2 separate regions of the Homo sapiens genome follow, and region 2 is linked to region 1. A link is a loop called in an ENCODE intact Hi-C map of the cell type or tissue named here. Cell type or tissue: GM12878. All regions are shown on one strand. Each heading gives the region's core, and the rest is flanking DNA. Links, peaks and the distances in the headings are about the cores only. Region 1 holds the start of KMT2C (lysine methyltransferase 2C). Region 2 overlaps KMT2C (lysine methyltransferase 2C).

Region 1 (11,342 bases), core at 1,466-9,465:
TAGTAGTGAACCTGTGCATTCTAAATAAAGACAATCACATGTTATAGGCCTTCAATTAGTAAGAATGAATATTGGACTATGAATTTTTATTCACTGTCACTTGTTTGCTAGATGCTTTGAGAATCTTCCTTGCCTATATTTTTCTGAGATGTTGGTTTTTCTTTGTCAAAGATAACAATGCTCATTCCCTCCCCATTAAAAACTACATATATATATATATATATATGATTAGATGATTACTACATGTGCTTTGAAATATTCAAATATTTTAGACAGTAAAAGTCCCTTGTAATTCACCCCTTTGCAGATGATTGGTTAACAGGTTAGTACACATCTACCTAAATTTAAAATCCCATATTTAACATGTATACTTATTAGAAAGTACACATTCTAATATTTTTCTGTTGTATTTGGTACTGTTTCCAGATGCTCCTGCCTTTTTGCTTTCATAATTTTGAAGGACCTCAGCTCCCTGCCTCCTAGATTTTTGCTACTGTGGTCTCAGAGCTGTGTAATTTGGATGACTGAGACGGAAAAACCTCTGGAAAACCTTTATTTATGTTGAATAAGTATTCCTTGAATCCTTCCTCAGCATCCTGGGTTATATTTGATTTGCTCTGTTCATGATAACTTCATGCCAAGGAGACTGCTATCAGCTCTCTTAAAACAGATCCCAACTCCCTGCTCATAGTGGCCAAAGGAATGGAGATTTCAGGCTGAGTTTACTTACCTGCATCATCATCTATCCAGAAGCATCCCTGCACAAACCTCTGTTTCTACCCTTCCATTCACTCGGCTCACTTTTCTGCTCTTAGTACCCTTTGTTTCTTGTGAACTCTCCAGCAGGAGTGACTTGCAATTTGTATCCACTGACACTTAAGTTCTCAGAAGTGCTGGAGAAGCGTATGGAAGTAAATTATCCTGATGTATAATTTTGTACATGTGAAACTCACCGTGGAAGTGCCTATTCTAATTTCAGTACGGAACACAGCTAAATATTTGGATCAATAATCCAGTTTTGAAAGCACACTTTATTTAAAGTACAATGTGCTGAAGAAAATGAAAAAAGAAAGGGTGCTTTCAAATTTGTACTGAGTAAACTTTCACTAGATCACATCATATGTTTATCACTAGTCACATATATGTTGTATTTCTATGTGTAATCGTCAGGCACTTTTAATTTCTAGTTTGCATTTACCATGCCAGCCTCCTCCTCAATCCCAAATTTCCTTTGGTTATAAATTTAGTAAATTTGAAAGAGCCAGCAGGGATTAAACCCTGAAGGTATTCAAATGACTATCTGACGTTATTCCTCATTTCAGCCATTTCAAAAAATTATGCTTTCATTTAGAATAGGCTCTGGGAATCAAAGTGTGTGTATTTTGCCCAAGTAGAAGACACAGTTTAAAGTTAACATCCTAGCTACTAGAAGGGAAAGCAAACATCGCTGGAAAAGGAGCCTATTTTTTTTTACCTTACACTAAAACTACACTGCGAAGATCAAAAGAAATCAACATGAGAGTGTGCCTCTTAACGCTAGGCCCAAAGTAGATGCTTATTAAATGATAGTTTACCCCAATCCTTCACAAATGGTTGATAGGTCTTACTATTTCCCCCCATTCAAATCTAGAATTTTTTCACTCTCATAAACTAATCGATAGTGAATGGAAAGCACAGAATAGATCATCGTCCAAGTGTTAGGTATTAGCCTGAGAAATCCAGAATCCCATATTTGTAACTGTCCTTCTTGAGAAAGTGCATTTTTCAGGCGGATTCTAGCCCCATTTTTCTTTTTACCATTTTTACATATTATGAGAGGTGGCTTAGAAGTACTTCGATTTTTGCCTCTTCATCACAACACACTGAACGTTAAAATCAAGTGGTTGGGTTTTTATTGGCTTATTTTGTCTCTAACCGTTTTATTTCTCGAGCTGTCATCGTTCTTTTCGTCTTACATCCTTATGAACCTTTTCTGGATTAAAAAAAATGACGTTATAATAAGGAAACTAACTGGCGTTGGATTCGAACGAAGTTGACTCCATTCCTTTTCCTCCCCGTAGTGTGGGCGCTACGAGGAAAGACCTCGGCGAGAACCAGCGAAGCCCGGGCTGCCCTCGCCGTGCGGGCGCACATTTGCTCCTCGCGCCGGGCTGCGCCGGGCGACCGCGGCCGCCTCGGCGTGTGTCCGCGGCTCCCTCCCGCCCTCGCCCGCAGTTCCCCGATCCCGATCCCGGATCTCTGGGTCCACAGCTTGGCTACCTCCCGAGCCGGAGCCGGAGCCGGAGCCGGAGTCGCGGCTGGGCCCGGCCGCCGCGTCACAGGGGGAGGGAACCCGGGGGGGAGGGGGAGGGGCGGTGAGGTCAGCGGCGGCGGCGCGTCCGCGGGCGGCGGGAGCGGCGCATGCGCGGAGCGAGGCCCGTGAGTGGCAGCGGCGGCGCGCGGGGGGCGGGCGAGGGGCCGAGTGTGGGGGAGCGGGCGGGGGCCGTCGAGGCGGCGGTGTGTGGGCGCGACGGCTGCGAGTTGGAGAGGTCTGTGGTGCGGGTCGCCCCGGGGGATCCCCGGCGCGGGCCTCGCGCGACGGCCACGGTCGCGCGGCGTGTGTGTGGGGTCCAAGCACACCCGCAAAACTTCCTCCTCCCCTGCTCCGGGAGAGCGAGCGAGCGTGTGTGAGAGAGCGAGTGTGAGGAGCGAGCCGCGGCCCGGCGCCCAGCGCCGCCACTGGAGCAGCTGTCAAAACTTCGCCGCCGCCGCCGCCCGGGCCTGACGGGCCTGACGCGCGGGGGAGGGGCGGCCGGCCGGGGGCGCGACCCCCTCGCCGCCCCCGCCGGGCCCCGCGGCCGGCCCTCCCCGCGCCGGGCCCCTTTCTCCTCCTGCCGCGGGCGGCTCGGGGGAGGGGCCGCGGGCGGAGACCCCGGGGGCCGGCGCCCCTCACGCCGCCCGCCCGCCCGGCTGCCCCGCCCGCCCGCACCCGCCGGCCCCGCCCGCCCCGCACCGCCCGCCCCGCCCGCCGCCCCCCGCCCGGCCCCTGCGCGCGGAGGTGCGCGCGCCCGCGCCGATGTGTGTGAGTGCGTGTCCTGCTCGCTCCATGTTGCCGCCTCTCCCGGTACCTGCTGCTGCTCCCGGGGCTGCGGGAAATGCGAGAGGCTGAGCCGGGGAGGAGGAACCCGAGCAGCAGCGGCGGCGGCGGCGGCCGCGGCGGCGGGAGCCCCCCAGGAGGAGGACCGGGATCCATGTGTCTTTCCTGGTGACTAGGATGTCGTCGGAGGAGGACAAGAGCGTGGAGCAGCCGCAGCCGCCGCCACCACCCCCCGAGGAGCCTGGAGCCCCGGCCCCGAGCCCCGCAGCCGCAGACAAAAGACCTCGGGGCCGGCCTCGCAAAGATGGCGCTTCCCCTTTCCAGAGAGCCAGAAAGAAGTAAGTTGAGTGCGAGGGAGCCAGGCCGGGAGCCAGCGGCGGCGCCGGGCCGGAGCTGTCACCGGGCGCCCGCCCCGCGGCCTCCGCGCCCCGGCGCCCCCCGGCGGGGTGGGGGCGGGGCGGGCCCGCGGGCGGTGGCGGCTCCCGGCCCCGGCCCCGCGCCCCTCGGTAGCCGCCCGCGCCCGGCCTCCCCCGCTCCGCGCCGCCCGCCCGGGCTCCCGCCGGCGCCCGGCTCCGCACACTTTACTTTTCAGTCGGGCCTTTTCACTGGGTCTTCTCCGCGACTCTTCTTTTGGAGAAATTTCTCGTAGCCGCGTCTTGGCCTAGCTGGATCATTGAGAAAACAAGCCCGGAGCGCGCCCAGGTAGTCCCCGGACGGACTCCGGGCGAACCGCCGAGCCGTCGGCGCTCGGGAAACTCTCGGAGCTGTCAAAACGCCCGGGCCAGGTGGTCTCGGGGCGCGGGCTGGGGGCGAGAAGAAAGCGGCCGGGCGAGTGCAGCTTTTGTTTGTCAGCGACTTGCTCCTGGAACTTTTCCTGGTCCCAAACCTGTGTTTTCTTCTTTTGATGATATATTAGGAAGCCATTTGACTTCTTCCTCCCCCCTCCCCCAACACCCAGCACCGCACTCCCGGGCTCCGAAAGCACAAGTCCTGTGGGATCCCCCAGCTTCGGGGAACGGCCTGCCTAAGTTTTGGAGACGTAGCCAGCGTCCCCTCGTAAGGCAGAATACCAAGAGCACTTATTCGGAGAGAGTGCAGATGTAAATGTCGCTTCCCTCGTAAGTCTTAGCTGTAAGGGGCTTGGGAATAGGGTCGCCTGCCTTTGAGCGTACAGTAGGGCTGGACCCCAGCTTATTAGAGGACCAGAAATGTCTTCTTACAGAACGGTTATTTGACGGCTTTGCTTGTAAATTAAGACACCGTTTTAGTGCCAGCGAACTGCTCGGCTTCTGTGGCTCTCGCGTGTGCCGTGGAAGAACTGTGAATGTCTCTCGAAGTTGTAGAATGGCGTGTGTGCTTACTCATTTCGTGAGATGATATTCTCATTGAACTGTCGGGAGTGGAAGGGTGCGCTGGGACGTGAAGGAAGCCAGCACGTTTATGGATAGGCTGTTTCTTTGGTTCGGGTGCATTCACTTAGTAATAGTATTGTTGTTTGGTGATTTGTAGTAAAAATAGTAGCGTGAACTGAGGCATAGCAGAGCTGGGTTGTGGGAACCCATTGAGCTCTTGACTTGAATGTGCTCTTTTCTTGCCCCGCTGTCCTTTTACTATGAAAATGATTCAGGGCCTTCAACTTGCCTCCATATTTTATTGCCAGCTGTTACCTAGCTATGATAATCGTGAGGGAAGCAAGTACAGGATGTGTGTACATTATTACATTAGCTTGTTCGTGATACAAAGTTAGGACTTATTTATTATGCCACTTGCGTTGTAATACAGTGGCAAGTATAAAATGCCCTTATTCTGTATTAACTGAAATTTGTAGAAGGAAGTGGAGGTTTAAGTAATTTTTAGACATGTAAGCCACTTTTTTTTGCATCCTTTAAAGCAACTCAGGACAAGCCATATTGGGGTTTTACCTTGATTGCCTCCCATTTCACTATTTGCAAAGCATTTCTTCATCTCTTACTGAACATTAATTTGCAAGTATTGTTTTAAATTTGCATTTGAATTCTTACTCCAGAAAGATTAGATCTATGTTGTCACACCCCACACCCCATACTCCTGTAAGGGCGTGCTTGTGCACGCGCACACGCGCACACTCACACGCACGCGCACACTCGCACACACCCTACTTTTGAAATGAGCTCATTTGTATTAGTGCAGCTCCTGAGTGCACTGGACGATTAGGGTATTGCCACTTTATTATTTTAATTCTGAATCTCATGAAGAAATAGGCAGCCTTTGGAGAAGATAAAAAATTTCTGCTGAATAACAGTATAATCTAACTATGAAAAATCAAAACTTTTGGAAATATTTAGAACAAATGTAAGTCTGTAGAGAGCTTTTTCTTTTAGATTTGAAAACTAGTACTGCTTTCTTTATAGGAAATTAAAGTCTACTGGTAAATTTGACGGGTCTAAACTTTTTAGAGCGTTTTTTTTGAAATTGTGTCTTTTGAAGGGAATGGAATCTCCAGTTGTTTTTAGCAACATGTAAATGGAAACTAACATATGAATTGGAAAGCAAAGAGGTTTTTGAATTGTGTATCTCTATACTGTATAAGAATCCATGCAGAAAAGACCCTGTAGTTGGACAGTAAAGACCCTGAAAGTGAAACTTATGTGTAACCAGTGTAAATTAGGTTTGTAACCAGTGAAATTATGTGAAATTGCAAATAATTCACCTGAGAAATGAAAATTAATCTTCTTTGCTAAATCTCATAGAGATATTTTAAGTTGCTAATGTTACTTAGATGTTCATTAACTTAGTGAGTTACATTAAGTAGAGAAGATGCCTTTTTTTTTTTTTTCTGGACGAAGTCTTGCTCTGTAGCCCAGGCTGTAGTGCAGTGGTATGATCTCGGCTCACCGCAACCTCTGCCTCGTGTATTCAAGCGATTCTCCTTCCTCAGCCTCCAGAGTAGCTGGGATTACAGGTGTGCGCCATCGCACCTAGCTAATTTTTTGTATTTTTAGTAGACACAGGGTTTCACCATGTTGGCCAGGCTGGTCTTGAACCCCCGACCTCAGGTAATCCACTCTCCTCAGCCTCCCAAAGTGCCAGGATTACAGGCGTGAGCCACCGCACCCCGCTGAGAAGATGCCTTTTGACAATGAAGTGGATTTATGTATTTATCTTTGGCTTAAAAAAACATGCACCACCAATTACACTTTCCTCAAGTTTAAATTTTTAATAATTAGGTAAATAAAGCATTTTCTTGTCTTATAGTGTTAGCTAGATTGTTTTTGTGTATTTTGTCATGAATAAAAAGCATAGCTATATAGTTACTGCTTTTACATTAACTATAAATATCTTAAAATTTTACTACCTAAAATCAAGAAACTTGAACTGAAGCTATTAATCTTAGAGTTGGAAAAGTAAATACATAGAGGTTTCCTATTGTACAAATGTCAAGTGGCACAGTGAAATTTACATTCATTTGAAAGTTTTCCTTAACTGTAAAAAGTATCAAATTATTTGATAATTTGGAGTAGTTCATCATCTTTATCAGAGGCACAGGTCTTAACCATTGGCAGGCCTCTGTCAGAATATGCACATATTAAAGATCTCATTATTTTTGTGTTAATGTTAAAAAATTTTTCTGAAGCTTTTTTCTTATTTTTTCCATCCTTACACTGTAAATTCACATTACCAAGTTGGGAAGCCAAAGAAACATTCTACTCTACTATGTTTCTTACCAGTTCATGAAAGTTGATGTTAGAAATGGGTGTGGGTGTGGGGGATGGGGGTGGTTGTACAGAAGCAGCAGGTGGTAGGTATAGGATTTCTGAAGCACTATCCTTGGCCTTTTTTGAGTAAACTCTTTATACCCTGAACCACTTTCTTTTCAGAGGGCAATTGCTATTATTAGAGAGCCACCTTAAGCATTATTGTTGTAGAAAAATTAGGCACAACCAGTGATTGTCATTACAAGGACCAGCAAAAATGGCTAGGTTGCTACTCTGTATTTGTAACGCCCTTCCCCCAACAAAATTTCTCCTTTTCATAGCTGTGAATTTGAAATAAGTGATAGAAAACTGTACTGCATTACAATATATACCATTTAATAAAACAAGTTTATAGTTGAGAGACAGCACTATTATTCATGCTTTTTGAGATAATGCAAATTTGTAATTTTTATGACAGCAATTCTTAATAATTTATTGTCCAAGAGATCTGATAAAATTTTTGATATTATTGGTCTCTGGGACTCAATAGGCACTGAAATGTTTTAATTCAGTTGAAAAGTTGACTCAGGATTGCTACCCTCTCTTACCTGTTAGGAGGTTGTTGTTTAACCTGACCTGAAATTCCCATGAATAAGAACCTGTTTTTTTTCTTTTTTTTTTTTTTTGACAGAGTCTTGCTCTGCCGCCCAGGCTGGAGTGCAGTGGTGCGATCTTGGCTCGCTGCAACTTCCGCCTCCCAGGTTCAAGTGATTCTCCTGTCTCAGCCTCCCAAGTAGCTGGAGTAGCTGGGACTGCAGGCACGTACTACCATGCCTGACTAATTTTTGTATTTTTAGTAGAGACGGGGTTTCACCCTGTTAGCCAGGATGGTCTCAATCTCTTGACCTCATGATCTGCCTGCCTGGGCCTCCCAAAGTGCTGGGATTACAGACATGAAACACCGCACCTGGCCCAGGGAATTTCTAATATTTGAGAAGATGTTATTTTTAGTCTATTATACAAATTTATATATTGTTTACTAATATATAAATTTACATATTAGTTACTAATATGTAAACTTACCAATTTACATATTGGTTACTAATATGTAAACTTGATAAACATGGATTTCCATGGAAATATAAAAGTATCACAACAATTTGTTTTCCCATTCTGACACTTGTGATTTATTACATTTTCGTACTATTTCAGTTAATTCCATAATGCCAGAATTGTTGTTAATCTGCCAAGTGACAAGCCACACTGCTTCATCTCATTCCTCTGTTCCGCAAAACTGCAAAGTTTCCCAGACCACAGTCAGGTTTCTCTGGGTAGATAGTGGTTGTCCAACTCTGTAAACTTAAGTCACTTTAAGTTTATGATGGAGGGGCTTCGTGAAACTTCATTGACCTTCCAAGGTGAAAATTGGTCAGTTTCCAGTTATAAAGGACATTAAGGATGGGTGTGGTGGCTGATATATGTAATCCCAGCACTTTTGGGAGACTGAGTCAGGAGGATCACTTAATCCTCATTTAAAAGGAGTTTGAGACCAGCCTGGGCAACAAAGTGAGGCCTTGTCTCTACAAAAAAATTAGCTGGGTGTGGTGGTAGGCACCTGTAGTCCCAACTACTCTGGAGACTGAGCTGAGAGAAGATTGTGTGAGGCTTGGAGGTTGAGGCTGCAGTGAACGGACATCACACCACTACACTCTAGTCAGGTGACAGAGCAAGACTCTCTAAATAAATAGGAACATTAGATGGTCTCTCTGCACTCTTGCCTGGTGGGGACGTGTTAGATACCCTCGTTAGGTTGTGATTTAGTTTTTAATCTGTGAGATGTTTGGGCCAAACAACTTTTAGCTGCCATGGAATAAACTTTACAGTCAGCGTGTGAGTTTGTGTTTGCCTTTACTTTTTTTTTTCTATATTGTTTTGGTCCATTTTTATCTTTTAATTTCAGAAAGCTGATTAATCTCTTCCTTTTCTCTTTAAAAATTTTCTTTATCATGTTTGTGCTACAGTGGTTATTTTGAGAACTTGTTGGCAGGATAAGTGGCAAAAGTTACGAAGTAGAATAGAGATGATTTCTGTTTTTTTTTTTTTTTCTTTTTTTTGAGACAGTCTCACTCTCTTGCCTAGGCTGGAGTGCAGTGGCGTGATCCTGGCTCACTGTGGCTGCCGCCCTCCGGATTCAAGCGATTCGCCTGACTCAGCCTCCCAAAAAGCTGGGATTACAGGCGCATGCCACCACACCCAGCTAATTTTTGTGTTTTTAGTAGAGATGGGTGTTCACCATGTTGGCCAGGCTGGTCTCAGACTCCTGACCTCAGGTGATCTGCCTGCCTCGGCACTCCCAAAGTGCTGGGATTACAGACGTGAGCCACCACGCCCGGCTGAGATTATTTCTTTTTTTATTATAGCTATTGCTTGTAGATATATGCTGGTGGTTATCTGTGAAAATGTAATAGAAAGGCTGGGCACGGTGGCTCACACCTGTAATCCCAGCACTTTGGGAGGCTGAGGTGGGCGGATCACAAGGTCAGGAGTGGGAGACCAGCCTGGCCAATATGGTGAAACCCCGTCTCTACCAAAAATACAAAAATTAGCTGGGCGTGGTGGCAGGCACCTATAGTCCCAGTGACTCGGGAGGCTGAGGCAGGAGAATCGCTTGAACCCAGGAGGCAGAGGTTGCAGTGAGCTGAGATCATGCTATTGCACACCAGCCTGGGCGACAGAGTGAGACTCTGTCTCAAAAAGAAAAAAAAAAAAGTAATAGACCAATCTTGGATTTATAATTGGAAGTGTTGATCCCTTTATTTGCAGAATTTGAAGGACTTAAGAGCACAAGTTGAGAGAAACAAATGACACAGCTCTTTTTGCACTTTGTAATATTCTAGAAAAAGCCTCAGGTAAAAGGAAAATTGTTTCACTTTGTTTCTGCTGTTAATTTTGTGATGGCAGTAACTACATATGATCTACAAGTGTAAAATTGTTTAACAAGTCTTAAGTTTTCTATACTTCTATGTAACTTTTTAGATCTTTCATTTGGTACATGTTATTTAAAGAGCTACAAAGTGCTAAATATGTCCTGGGATGAACAGTCAACCCTGGAAGATTTATTGTGGCCTAGAGGGGTGCTCAAAGATTTGGAGGAAGTAGTATTTGAATTAGACCTTGAAGGATTGGTGGGATTTAGCCAAGTAGAATGACAAGAAAATGAGTGTGTGAGGGAGCAATGTGAATGAAATTATTGAGGGAAGGAGGTGTAAAAGGTGGGGTGGCTTCTGACTGTGTGACTAGAACAGAGGCTGTGTGTAGTGGTGAGGCCAAGCTGTGATAGTTCTTGAATGCCAGACTCATGAGTTTGGGCTTTATCCTGTAGTCCAGGAGTTATAAACTGTTTACAGGGAGCAGGTAAGCAATTTAAATGAACAGTAGGCTGCTTCTAAGAATCTGAATGACAACTGACACTTTAGACCTTGGGTTGGGGAGAAAATGGGAAATAATAACAGCCTTGGGGAAGTCTAGGAGTCCTTATGCCCTGCTTAAGGTGAAACTGATACAGAATTCTGGCTGATGGTTGCTATTTGAGATGCTGTTTCTAGATTTTTCAAGAGGGCGGAAATTTGGATTTTTATGATTTTTTTTTTTCTTTTTTGAGATGGAGTTTTACTCTTGTTGCCCAGGCTAGAGTGCAATGGTGTGATCTCGGCTCACTGCAACCTCTGCCTCCCGGGTACAAGTGATTCTCCTTCCTTAGCCTCCTGAGTAGCCAGGATTACAGGCACCCACCACCATGCCCGGCTAGTTTTTTTTTTTTTTTTTTTTTTTGTATTTTTAGTAGAGACGGGGTTTCACCATGTTGGCCAGGCTGGTCTCGAACTCCTGACCTCAGGTGATCCACCTGCCTCAGCCTCCCAAAATGATGGGATTACAGGCATGAGCCACCGCACCCAGCCCTTTTTATGATTTTTAAACTTGGATTTTAAGTGTTTTTCATTAATTAGAATCTAAAACGGTATTTGCGCCTATACTTTGTAGGCTAGGTTTAATCTGCGGACCACCAGGGGACTACAGGTCTCAATCTCTGCTTTATGCCCAGTTATTTTATTTTTTAAATGAAAGTTTTCAAAGCAGGTATTTACAGTATTCTTGAGGATAGGAACCTTACTAAATTACTTTGTATTCTGTTTAGCATTTATGCATTTGAATGTAGGCACTCAAATACTTGGTGATTTAATGATGCCTATTATTAAAAAAACACTGTGGTAATAATATGGAGACAGGAGTTACCTGGAGGCAGAGATAATAGGCTGTTACAATAGTTGTAGTGTGAGAGATCAAGCCAAAGCATAGAATGTTGGTAGTGCGAATGGGGAGGAAGATTCCAGTCACTGCAAAGGAGGAATTCGGCAGTTTCTGGCATAGATGTTGTAGCAGGCATCCAAATAGATTGGATGCCTGCTAAGCATTCGGGGAAGTAGGACTGGAGTTGAGGAATCGATTAGGATAAGTATTTAAAGATGTGACTTAACATGTAATCACTGAGAATATGGCGTATGGGAATTAGTAAAGGATTAGGATGCTTTGTT
Region 2 (11,342 bases), core at 1,485-9,484, 120 kb after region 1:
CTGCCTCCCTTCCCTTCCCCTCCCCCTCTTTTTCTACCTCCCCTTCCCTCCCTCTTTTTTCCTTCCTTCTCTCCCTTCGTCCCTCCCTCCTTCCCTTCCTTCCTTCCTTCTTTCCTTTTTTTCTTTCCTTCCTTTCTTTCTCTTTCTCTCTCTTTTTTTTTTTCTTTGAAAGGGTGTCACTCTGTTGCCCAGGCTGGAGTACAGTGCCATGCTCACAACTCACTGCAGTCTCAACTTCCTGGGCTCAGGCAATCCTCCCACCACAGCCTCCAAGTGGCTGGGACTACAGTTGTGTGCTCACCACACCAGGCTAATTTTTAAAATTTTATGTAGAGATGGAGTCTTACTGTGTTGCCCAGGCTGGTTTTGAATATCTGGGCTCAAGCAGTCCTCCAGCCTTGGCCTCCCGAAGTGCTGGGATTATAGGCATGAGCCACCACTCCCCATCCTCCCGCTTTTCAAGGCTGAATAGTATTCCATTGTTTATATATACCATGTTTTCTTTATCCATTCATCTATTGATGGATACTTAGGTTGATTCCATATCTGGCTATTGTAAGTAATGCTGTAGTAAGCATGGGCATGCAGATATCCTTTTGACATTGATTTCAGTTCCTTTGGATATATACCCAGAAGTGTGATTACTAGATTATATGGTAATTCTATTTTTAGTTTTTTGAGGAACCTCTTTACCATTTTCCATAATGGCTATACTAATTGACACCCCCACAGCAATGTACAGGACTCCCATTTTTTCTGTATCCTTGGCAATACTTATCTTTCATCTTTTTAATAGTAGCCATTTGTTAGGTGTTAGCCAATAGCCAGGTGTTACGTGATATATACTTGTTTTAATTTTCATTTCCCTAATGAGTAGTGATGCTGAACATTTTCTCATGTACCTGTTGGCCATTTGTATGTGTTCTTTTGAGAAATGTCTGTTCAGGTCCTTTGCCCATTTTTTAATCAGGTTGTTTTCTTGCTGTTTATTTGGGTTCCATATATATTTTGGATATTAAATATTTTCTCCCATTCTGTGGGTTGTCTCTTTACTTTGTTAATATTTTCATTTGCCGTAAGGAGCTTGGTGGTTTAGCCATCCCATTTGTCTATTACTGCTTTTGTTGCCTATGCTTTCAGGGTCATATCCAAAAAGTTATTGCCCACATGGAACTTTCTCCCTATGTTTTATTCTAGTAGTTTTATAGTTTGACATCCGAAACATAAGACTTTCATCTATTTTGAATTGATTTTTTGTGTTATGTGAGACAAGGGTATGATTTTATTCTTGTGCATATGGATATACAGTTTTTTCAGTGCCATTTATTGAGGAGACAGTTCTTTACCCATTGTGTTTTCTTGGCATCTTTGTTATAAATCAACTTAGTGTAAATGCGTGAGTTCATTCCTGTTCCATTGGTCGATGTGTCTTCTTGTTTTTTGAGCCAGGGTGGTATTTGTAGCCCAGGCTGGAGTGCGGTGGTGTGATCTTGGCTTTCTGCAACCTCTGTCTTCTGAGCTGGAGCCGTCCACCCACCTCAGCCTCTTGAGTACCTGGGACTACAGGTGTTCACTACCACCCCTGGCTTATTTTCGTATTTTTAGTAGAGACGGGGTTTCACCATGTTGCCCAGGCTGGTTTCAGACTCTGGGCTCAAGCAGTCTGCCTGCCTCAGCCTACCCAAGTGCTGGCATTACAAGTGTGAACCACCATGCCTGTCCAGATGTATGGTTTTTTTTTTTTTGGTGCCAGTACCATACTATTTTGATTACAATCATTTTGTAATGTTTTGAAATCAGACAGGGTGATGCATCCAGCATTGTTCTTTTTGCTCAAGGTTGTTTCGGCTGTTTGATGTCTTCTGTGCTTCCATATAAATTTAAGGATAATTTATTTCTGTGAAAATTGACATTGGAATTTCGATAGATATTGCATTGAATCTGTAGATCACTTTGGGTAGTATGGACAGTTAGTTTCACAGTATTAATTCTTCCAGTCCATGAACATAGGATATCTTCCCATTTCTTGATGTTTTCTTAAATTTCTTTTGTGAGTTTTATGGTTTTCAGTATACAGGTCTTTTACCTCCCTGGTTGAAATTACACCTAAGTATTTAATTTTTTTGTTGCTATTGTAAATGGGATTATTACATTAATTTTCTTTTAGGATCGTTTGCTGTTAGTATATAGAAATGCTACTGATTTTTGTATATTTACTTTGTATCCTGCTACTTTATCAAATTTGTTTATTAGTTCTAACAGTTTTTTGGTGGAGTCTTTAGGGTTTTCCATATATAAGATCATGCCATCAGCAAATAAAGACAGTTTCACTTCTTCCTTTCCTACTGGGATCCCTTATGTCTTTCTCTTGACCATATTGCTCTGCCTAGGACTTCCAGTAATATATTGAAATTTTTATATTCAGTATTTTATATTTTATATCAATTTTATATTCAGTATTTTCATTATGATTTTATTTCACATATTGGGATTTCCATTTTAAGTGAAAGATTCTTAAACAATATCTTTTCTAGTTTCCAAATTTATTTATTTATTTATTTATTTATTTTCTTGAAAGGGAGTCTTGCTCTGTTGCCCAGGCTATGCAATGGTGCGATCTTGGCTCACTGGAACCACCACCTCCTAGGTTCAAGCGATTCTCCTGCCTCAGCCTCCTGAGTAGCTGGGACTACAGGCGTGTGCCACCATACCCAGCTAACTTTTGTATTTTTAGTAGAGACGGGGTTTCGCCATGTTGGTCAGGCTGGTCTCAAACTGCTGACCTCAGGTGATCCACCTGCCTCAGCCTCCTAAAGTGTTGGAATTATAGGCATGAGCCACTGCACCTGGCCAGAAGATTTTAAGTTATCCATTTATTATACATTTTTAGTTTTACTGCATTATTGTCAGAGAATGTTGCCTGCATGATGTTGGTCACTTGCTATGTATCATGTATTCTTTTATGGCCTACTATGTAATCCACTCTTGAAATATTTTAATATACTTGAAAAGAATGTGAACCGTTAGTTGTAGATAGAGCTGAATATAGTATCTCAAACTAATTTATTATGCTCAGGTAATTAATAAATAATGAACAATAAAGATGTTCAATACTTAATTTTTATTGGTTTGACATAGTATTTTCTGAGAAAAATAATTAAAATCTTCCACTGTTGTTGATTTAATTTTTTTAGTCTTCCAGTTTTGTTCTGAGAAACTCAGGTTGAGTTTCTCCTATCCAAAATGCTTGGGACAGGCCAGGTGTGGTGGTTCATGCCTGTAATTCCATCACTTTAGGTGGCCAAGGCAGGTGGATCACCTGAGGCCAGGAGTTTGAGACCAGCCTGGCCACCATGGCAAAACTCCGTCTCTACTAAAAATACAAAAATTAGCTAGATGTTGTGGCGTGTGCCTGTAGTCCCAGCTACTCGGGAGGCTGAGGCAGGAGAATTGCTTGAACCCAGGAGGTGGAGGTTACAGTGAGCCAAGACCGTACCATTGCACTCCAGCCTGGACAACGGAGTGAGACTCCATCTCAAAAAAAACAAAAACAAAATGTTTGGGACCAGATGTGTTTTGGATTTTGGATTTTTTTTGGATTTTGGAATATTTGCACATACATAATAAGATATTTTGGGGATGGGAGACATGTATAAACATGAAATTTGTAGGGTCCAGCCCCACAGGTTCGGTGGGTTTTCTCCCCGTGTGCGGAGACGAGAGTATAGAAATAAAGACACAAGACAGAGATAAAAGAAAAGACAGCTGGGCCCGGGGGACCACTACCACCAAGACGCGGAGACCGGTAGTGGCCCTGAATGCCAGGCTGCGCAGATATGTATTGGATACAAGACAAAGGGGCAGGGTAAGGAGTGTGAGCCATCTCCAGTGATAGGTAAGGTCACGTGGGTCACATGTCCAGTGGACAGGGAGCCCTTCCCTGCCTGGCAGCTGAGGCAGAGAGAGGGAAAGGGAGAGGGAGAGGGAGAGCTTATGCCATTATTTCTGCTTATCAGAGACTTTTAGTACTTTCACTAATTTTCTACTGCTATCTAAAAGGCAGAGCCAGCTGTACAGGATGAAACATGAAGGCGGACTAGGAGCGTGACCACTGCAGCACGGCATCACAGGCAGACGGTTAGGCCTCTGGATAACTGCGGGCGGGCCTGACTGATGTCAGGCCCTCCACAAGAGGTGGAGGAGTAGAGTCTTCTCTAAACTCTAAAAGAGTTTAGAGACTCCCTTTCCCGGTCTGCTAAGTAGTGGGTGTTTTTCCTTGACACTGACGCTACCGCTAGACCACGGTCCACTTGGCAACAGGTGTCTTCCCAGACGCTGGGACCAAGGACTCCTCTGGTGGCCCTGTCTGGGCATAACAGAAGGCTCGCACTCTTGTCTTCTGGTCACTTCTCACTATGTCCCCTCAGCTCCTATTGCTGTATGGCCTGGTTTTTCCTAGGTTATGATTGTAGAGTGAGGATTATTATAATATTGGAATAAAGAGTAATTGCTACAAACTAATGATTAATGATATTCATGTATAATCATATCTATGATCTATATAACTATTCTTATTTTATATATTTTGTTATACTGGAACAGCTCGTGCCCTTGGTCTCTTGCCTCGGCACCTGGGTGGCTTGCTGCCCACAGAAATTCATTTATGTTTCGTATATACCTTATACACATAGCCTGAAGGTAATTTTATAGAATATTTAAGTAATTTTATGCTTGAAACAAAGTTTATATTAAGTACTTAGGTGTGAAATTTTCTACTTGTGATATCATGTTGGTGCTTAAAAAGTTTTGAATTTCGGAGCATTTCAGATTTTGGATTTTCAGATTGGAGATGCTTAACCATCTCTTTCAGATTCGAGATTCATTTTGAGACCAGATTCATGTTGGTCTGAGTATATGGTTATGATCGATATCTATTATACTATTCATCATTTTGTTAGTGTGTAACATCTTTTTCATCTCTAATGTCATGTTTTCTTTTTGACATAACTTTCATTTTGTCTGATAAAATTATTGCCACTCAAACTTCCTTTTGGTTTATGTTTGCCTGGTATCTTTTTACCTCTTTTCCCATCAACATTTTTGTCCTTGTTTTATATGTCATTTGTGTTTATACTTCCAACATTTTTTGCACCTATTTTTTTTTTTTTTTTTTTTTTGAGATGGAGTCTTGCTCTGTTGCCCAGGTTGGAGGGCAGTGGTGCGATCTCGGCTCACTGCAACCTCTACCTCCCTGGTTCAAACAATTCCCCTGCCTCAGCCTCCCGAGTAGCTGGGATTACAGGCGCACACCATCAATGCCTGGCTAATTTTTTTGTATTTTTAGTAGAGATGGGGAGGGGGTGGGTGGGTGGTGTGTGCTTCACCATGTTGGCCAGAGTGATTTCGAACTGACCTCAGGTGATCTGCCCAACTAGGCCTCCCAAAGTGCTGGGATTACAGGTGTGTGCCACCACACCCAGCTGCACCCAATTGTTAGATCTAATTTTAATCTAATCTCAAAAATGGTCTTTTAATTGGTGATTTTTGCCTTTTAATTGGTGGTTTTGGTTTACATTATTGTAATGGCTAGTAAGATTTCGTATGCTATTTTAGAAAATGTTTTTTAGTCACTGTATATATGTTTTTTCTTTCTTTTATTTGTTTTTGAGGTGGAGTCTTGCTCTGTCGCCTAGGCTGGAGTGCAGTGGCACGATCTCAGTTCATTGCAACCTCCGCCTCCTGGGTTTAAGTGATTCTCCTGCCTCAGCCTCCCGAGTAGCTTGGATTACGGGCGCCTGCCACCATGCCTGGCTAATTTTTGTATTTTTAGTAGAGACGGGGTTTCACCATGTTGGCTGGGCTGGTCTCGAACTCCAGACCTGTGATCTGCCCGTCTCGGCCTCCCAAAGTGCTGGGATTACAGGTGTGAGCCACCATGCCCATCCTCTTTTTCTTTTTAAAATACAGGCAGGGTCTCACTATGTTGCCCAGGCTGGTCTCAAAATCCTGGGGTTAAGCAATCCTCCTGCCTTGACCTCCCAAAGCACTGGGGTTGCAGTGTGAGCCACTGTTCCTGGCTGAGTTGCTGTAGTGCGTGACATCTAATGAGGTACATGAAGAGGAGCCTTTGTGTGGGTTAGAATTCCCCTGTCTTTGGTCACAGGTGTTAACATAGTCTCACTGTGTTTCACACTTGGCTTCTAGCAATTTCTTAAAAATTTTTACTGAGTTCTTATCACCCTGCTGGTATGATATCAGTGGCCTCTTCCTCAGAGGTGCTATTGTCACATTTCTTTATGGAAGTGTCTTTCATTTGGTGGTGAGTTGGTTGCCTTGTGATTTCTGCCCTCTGATGGGTTTCAGAAAAGTGAATTTGCAGATTCTCTGGTTGGGTTATGTTGTGTGGTTGGGCACAATGTTGTTTGCAGCTTTCTACAGCCAGACCAAAAGCTAGAAATTTCCCTTGACCTCGTATTAAAAAAAAGTCAACAATAAATTACTCTGAGGTGTTTGACCTCCCTTACTTCATACAACCTTTTCTAATTCTTTAATAATTTAAGTACTTCTCTAAAAGTATTTTCATTTTTGATCTGTTGTCTGGCAAAATTTCTGAGGTCTTCTAAGCCAGAGAGTAATTTTATTATACCTTCACATTTAAGCGATAGTTTTGAATATAAAATTGAATGCTAAGGTATTTTTCTGCAATAGCTTTAAAATATTGCTCCATTTTCTAATCAGTGCTGTTACAATCAATGTTGATAAGACTAATGTCAATCTGATTGTTGCTTCTCATGGGTAGTGTTTCTAGGGGAAGAAACAAACCAGAAATGGGATATGGTGAAATAAATGTAAGCTTAATAGCTCAGAGAACATTACAAATAAGGGGATAGTAAGATACTGGCAAAGCATAAGGTGGTGGTCTCTTTTTGGAAAGAAGAAATTTTCTTTTTCAACTTGACTTGATTTTTTTTTTTGAAATTACACTACATTTAATTTGTGTATGTCTCGGTACCAGCAGACAACATAGTTTCTCATGAACTTGAAATAGGTAATTTATTACAAAAACAAAGCTAATTTTGATAAAAGTAATTAGTTGAGAGTCCAATATGATTTAAACCTAAGTTTTAAAAAGTCACCTCAAAAGGCTATAGGTTAGTTCTATCACCTGGTAATGCAAGATATGTAAGATCATGGGGTAAATACTGTAGAGGTAACTTTAATGCCCAAGAAGGAGGATTTGGGTATAGCAGCAGTAAATATCTTGTGAAGTGTAAATATAATCAAGAGGAAGCAGTCCTTTTAATTTCATTCTTTCTAAGATCTCTTAGTAAGTGTATATTCTATATATGTATATTGATTGTTGTCTCTTAATTTTTTAATGTTTTCTCCTTTTTTATTAATAGACTTAGAGCATTTTTAGGTTTACACAAAAATTGAGCTCATTCTCCCACCTCTACCCCCAGCAGTTTCCCTCATGATTAGTATTGTGTGCTGTGTTACAGTTGGTAAACCAATATGGATACATTATTTTTAACTACAGTCCATAGTTTACATTAGGGCTCAGTATCTACCATTATAGTATCATATAAAATGGTTTCACTGGCCTAAAAAATCCCCTTTGCTCCTAATCATCCCTTTCCTTCTTCCAGTTCAGCTCTTCTGCTTCCCTAAAAATCTACTACCACTCAACCCAGGAACTATTTAAGTTTATATTTTTATATCTCCCCGTGTGTATGCATGTGTGTGGTATATATATATCATGCATAATGAACGTTCTATCAAGTGGTTAAATAAAACTGTCACCATATGTTTTACAGAACTGTCATACAGTTGGGTGGCTACTAAACTCTACCTTCTTTCCCATTTTTAACTTGCATTTTTTTTGTTTCCTGAGACAGAGTCTTGCTCTGTCACCCAGGCTGGAGTGCAGTGGTTCAATCTCAGCTTACTACAACCTCTACCTCCCGGATACAAGCGAGGTGCCTCAGCCACCCGAGTAGCTGGGATTACAGGGGTGTGCCACCACACCCAGCTAATTTTTGTATTTTTAGTAGAGATGGGGTTTCACCACGTTGGACAGGCTGGTCTCGAACTTCCACCTCCCAGAGTACTGGGATTACAGGCATGAGCCACCGTGCTTGGCCCCCACCTTTAGCTTTCTTACTTGGATTTTTTTCTAGTCAAATATAAAAGAAAATAACTTTTCTAACTGCTAACTAGAATTTTTTGGATTTGATATGTGTACTACTTTTTAAAATGCTATGGAAAAGTAGAATTCCAAATGTATAATTATTAAACTTAATTGTTCTTATGGGTAATCACTGAATAGACTGTAGAAAATAGATTGAAAAGCTTAGCTTGTGCTTTAGACATAATTTAAAAGCACAAGTATCTATAGTTATCGCTTAAAGCAGTTGAATAAAGCTACTTTTCTCCTTCTCTGACTTACATTTCATTTTTACTAGTGAACAGCTCTGCGCTTTTTGTTACTGTGGGGAAAAAAGTTCCTTAGGACAAGGAGACTTAAAACAATTCAGAATAACGCCTGGATTTATCTTGCCATGGAGAAACCAACCTTCTAACAAGAAGGACATTGATGACAACAGCAATGGAACCTATGAGAAAATGCAAAACTCAGCACCACGAAAACAAAGAGGACAGAGAAAGTAAGCAGTTTCGACTTTAAATGTTGGAATAGATTAAGACTGCATATAATTTATTTCCATTATAATGTTTATAAATTTTCAAATGGGATTGTTCTTGTTGAACAGTTTCTCCTGTTCTCCACATTTATGGGATACTCTGACTCACCATTAACCCAATTAATCCAACAAACTATCCTTTTCACAAATTTTTCTTGTTATTTTTTAAAAAGTTTATATTAATTGTATATGAAAGCGGTGTGATCACAAAACTAAACTTTTGGAAGAAAACTTCAAAGAACATAACACAAGCTGAGAGGGAGGGAGTTCATGGAATTTATAAATGGAAATAATGTAATAATAAAACAGATCAATAAAGTCCTTCTTTTGTTTCTCTAAATAAGCTTTTAATTTTAAGAATATAACATAATACAATAGCAAATCCAGAATTGGTTTTCACTACTCATGTCTTTTGTGTCATTCATTCATCAATCCATTCAGTCATTTATTTAATTTATATATAAGTTTGTGTGCTTCAGAAAATGTTGCACTGTCCTATACATTCTTCCCTCCCTCCCTCCCCTGCCTTCCCTCCCAGAAGATGCTTTTTTCTTTTTTAAGGAATTTTTTTTTTGTAATGATGTGTGTATGTCTGTATTCACGGGCACATTGTAATTACCTAAAGGTCTTGTCTGATATAGTTTAAAATATTTTGTACAGTTGTGTTTAAAGACCATATTAATATGGAGACTTGGCTGTGCTGGTTAAGGGAGTAGAAGTTTCTGTAGTTGATGAGAATGTGTAAAAATTAATTTAGCTTGCAAAGCTAACACTGCCTCTTGAGGGTTATGATGTAATCACTCAAGTGCTTATCTGGCTTATATCCAAATTTAAGTACTAAATCATTGTTGTGTTGTACTTATTTGATTGGCTCATTGTTTTGAACTGCTGCCAATGCCTTGAAGACCTGAAGTAGGAAATGAAACAATAAAAAGAGGGAGAATCTTTTAAAAGAATTTAAGGTGGAACAGTTTAAGGAAACTTAGAAGTACTATATTTGGAGAGTTGTGATGTTTTGGAGGCTATAGCTTTTTCTTTAGTTGTCAGTTGAGTACACACATCTTAATAAAATAATCAAAAGGCCAGCAAACTTAAAATGTCTATTAGCAAATTTAATGGAGTGAATCAGGCTGTATCTTATATCCTCATGTTCTGCCTTAAATAATGGCAATTATATAAAATCCTCTCCTGAGAAATGGAATTGGTTTCATTTCCTTGTTTTAAAAGTGAAATTAATTTTTAGTGAAAATTCTTATGAGCTCAGATAATTATATAAAAATAGCCTTTGTTAAACGAAAGTCTTTATATATACTTAGTGCTTACCAACTTAATAAGTAATGATAATATGGCAGTTAATGAAGTACACTTAAAAATTTGGCATCATTGAAGGGTAGGCAATTAATTTAGCTTGGTAATGATTTCAAATATTTACAAAATGTATGTTGCTAATGAAGTTTAAATAGCTAGTTAATTTAAAAAACAATTTTACAAAGGTTTTGAAAATGTCTTTGCTCATTTTCACTAAATAAAAAAATCAAGAATTTTTTTCCTTTTTTTGTTTTATAACTAAGAATTTTGTGGGTATGCATTTCAGCTGATTCCTCTTGATATCTCTTTCTAAGCTGGGCTGCTGTCATCCTTAGTGTTGACATTGATATCTTACTGATATGGTATATACATACAAACCAGTCTCAAAACTTGAAGGTTGAATTTGATTAAGCTGCTGGTTAGGACCTGATTAGTAATAAATTAGTCATTCTCTTGGTTTTTTTACACCCCTTTCCCTCATCAAATACTAGTGCAAAACAGTATGCTAAAACAACATTTAGTAGTTATAGATGAACTGTTGGTCTTTTTTTTTTCTCCCAATAAAATAACAATGATTTGTAATGGAGCATATATTTGTAGGAATAGAGATTATACTTATAGGAAAGAATTTGTTCTCATTTTACTGTGGGCATTTATTAAAATGAGAATTTAAAGTTAGCATAGCATGCTATACCTTTTAAAAAAAGTCTATGCATTTCTAATGCTGAACATAAAAACATTACTGGTTATTTTTATATGGTTTGATATTTAAATGTACTTATTGAAATATGTTAATACTTTTTTTCTTTCAATGATTCCAGGTATAAAAATGTTTAGTACCCTGGTCATTGTGCTGATTTTCTCTTAATAGGAATCATGATAAATATCCAGCATACAGAAGTGCAGTGAGTTATGATCTATATTCAATAGTGATTTAATCCAGAATTATGATCAGGTTAAATACTATGATATTAGGAGAAGATTTAAGTTTTAGTGGTAGTCATCTGATTTCCCATATTTAATAATTAAGTACAATAGCCATTTTTATTTATTTAATGGTCTTAAATAATACCTAAAGTGTTAGACCTTGAAAGCCTGAAATCTCCCATATGTTGTTTACTTTATTCAATGTTCTTTTTTTAGACTATAGTTTTTGCTGTTATACTATCTTCCTTATTCTACATGCCTTTGGTAGCTATTTTGCTTTTGCTTTTTACTTCCAATTTGTGACATACAGTCTTGATTGAGAGTACTTGCAACGTCATGCCACAGACCAGCTGTTGAGATTTGTTGACGGGACCATAAGAAAGCTACAGCTGATACATTCCATTC

The links. A loop is a pair of places that touch in the nucleus more often than their neighbours do. Peaks named below come from ENCODE experiments on the same cell type or tissue, not always from the same donor. Only the 100,000 strongest peaks of a DNase experiment are listed, where the experiment ranks them.
Region 2: a loop joins it to region 1, with 3.0 times the contacts of the local background. A loop is called at or near these places in 3 of 110 quality-filtered maps.

The regions. Positions count from the first base shown.
Region 1 is chr7:152,427,698-152,439,039 of GRCh38, reverse strand. It overlaps KMT2C (lysine methyltransferase 2C), which reads left to right and starts at 3,037. Exons shown (of 59, transcript NM_170606.3): 1 at 3,037-3,414. The coding sequence starts at 3,254. It also overlaps the pseudogene FABP5P3. RefSeq lists silencers at 2,021-2,360, 2,401-2,690, 2,781-2,830, 3,211-3,270 and enhancers at 3,751-3,980, 4,021-4,070, 4,541-4,610, 4,921-4,970. In GM12878, for the core only: no CTCF peak of the experiment used is centred there; DNase peaks (open chromatin) are centred at 2,330, 4,419, 4,729 and 5,129; H3K4me3 peaks cover 6,380 bases; H3K27ac peaks cover 3,464 bases.
Region 2 is chr7:152,312,462-152,323,803 of GRCh38, reverse strand. KMT2C (lysine methyltransferase 2C) reads left to right here. Exons shown (of 59, transcript NM_170606.3): 4 at 8,466-8,666. Among named protein-coding and RNA genes, the nearest start is that of KMT2C, 120 kb to the left of the region's middle. In GM12878, for the core only: no CTCF peak of the experiment used is centred there; a DNase peak (open chromatin) is centred at 6,153; H3K27ac peaks cover 2,384 bases.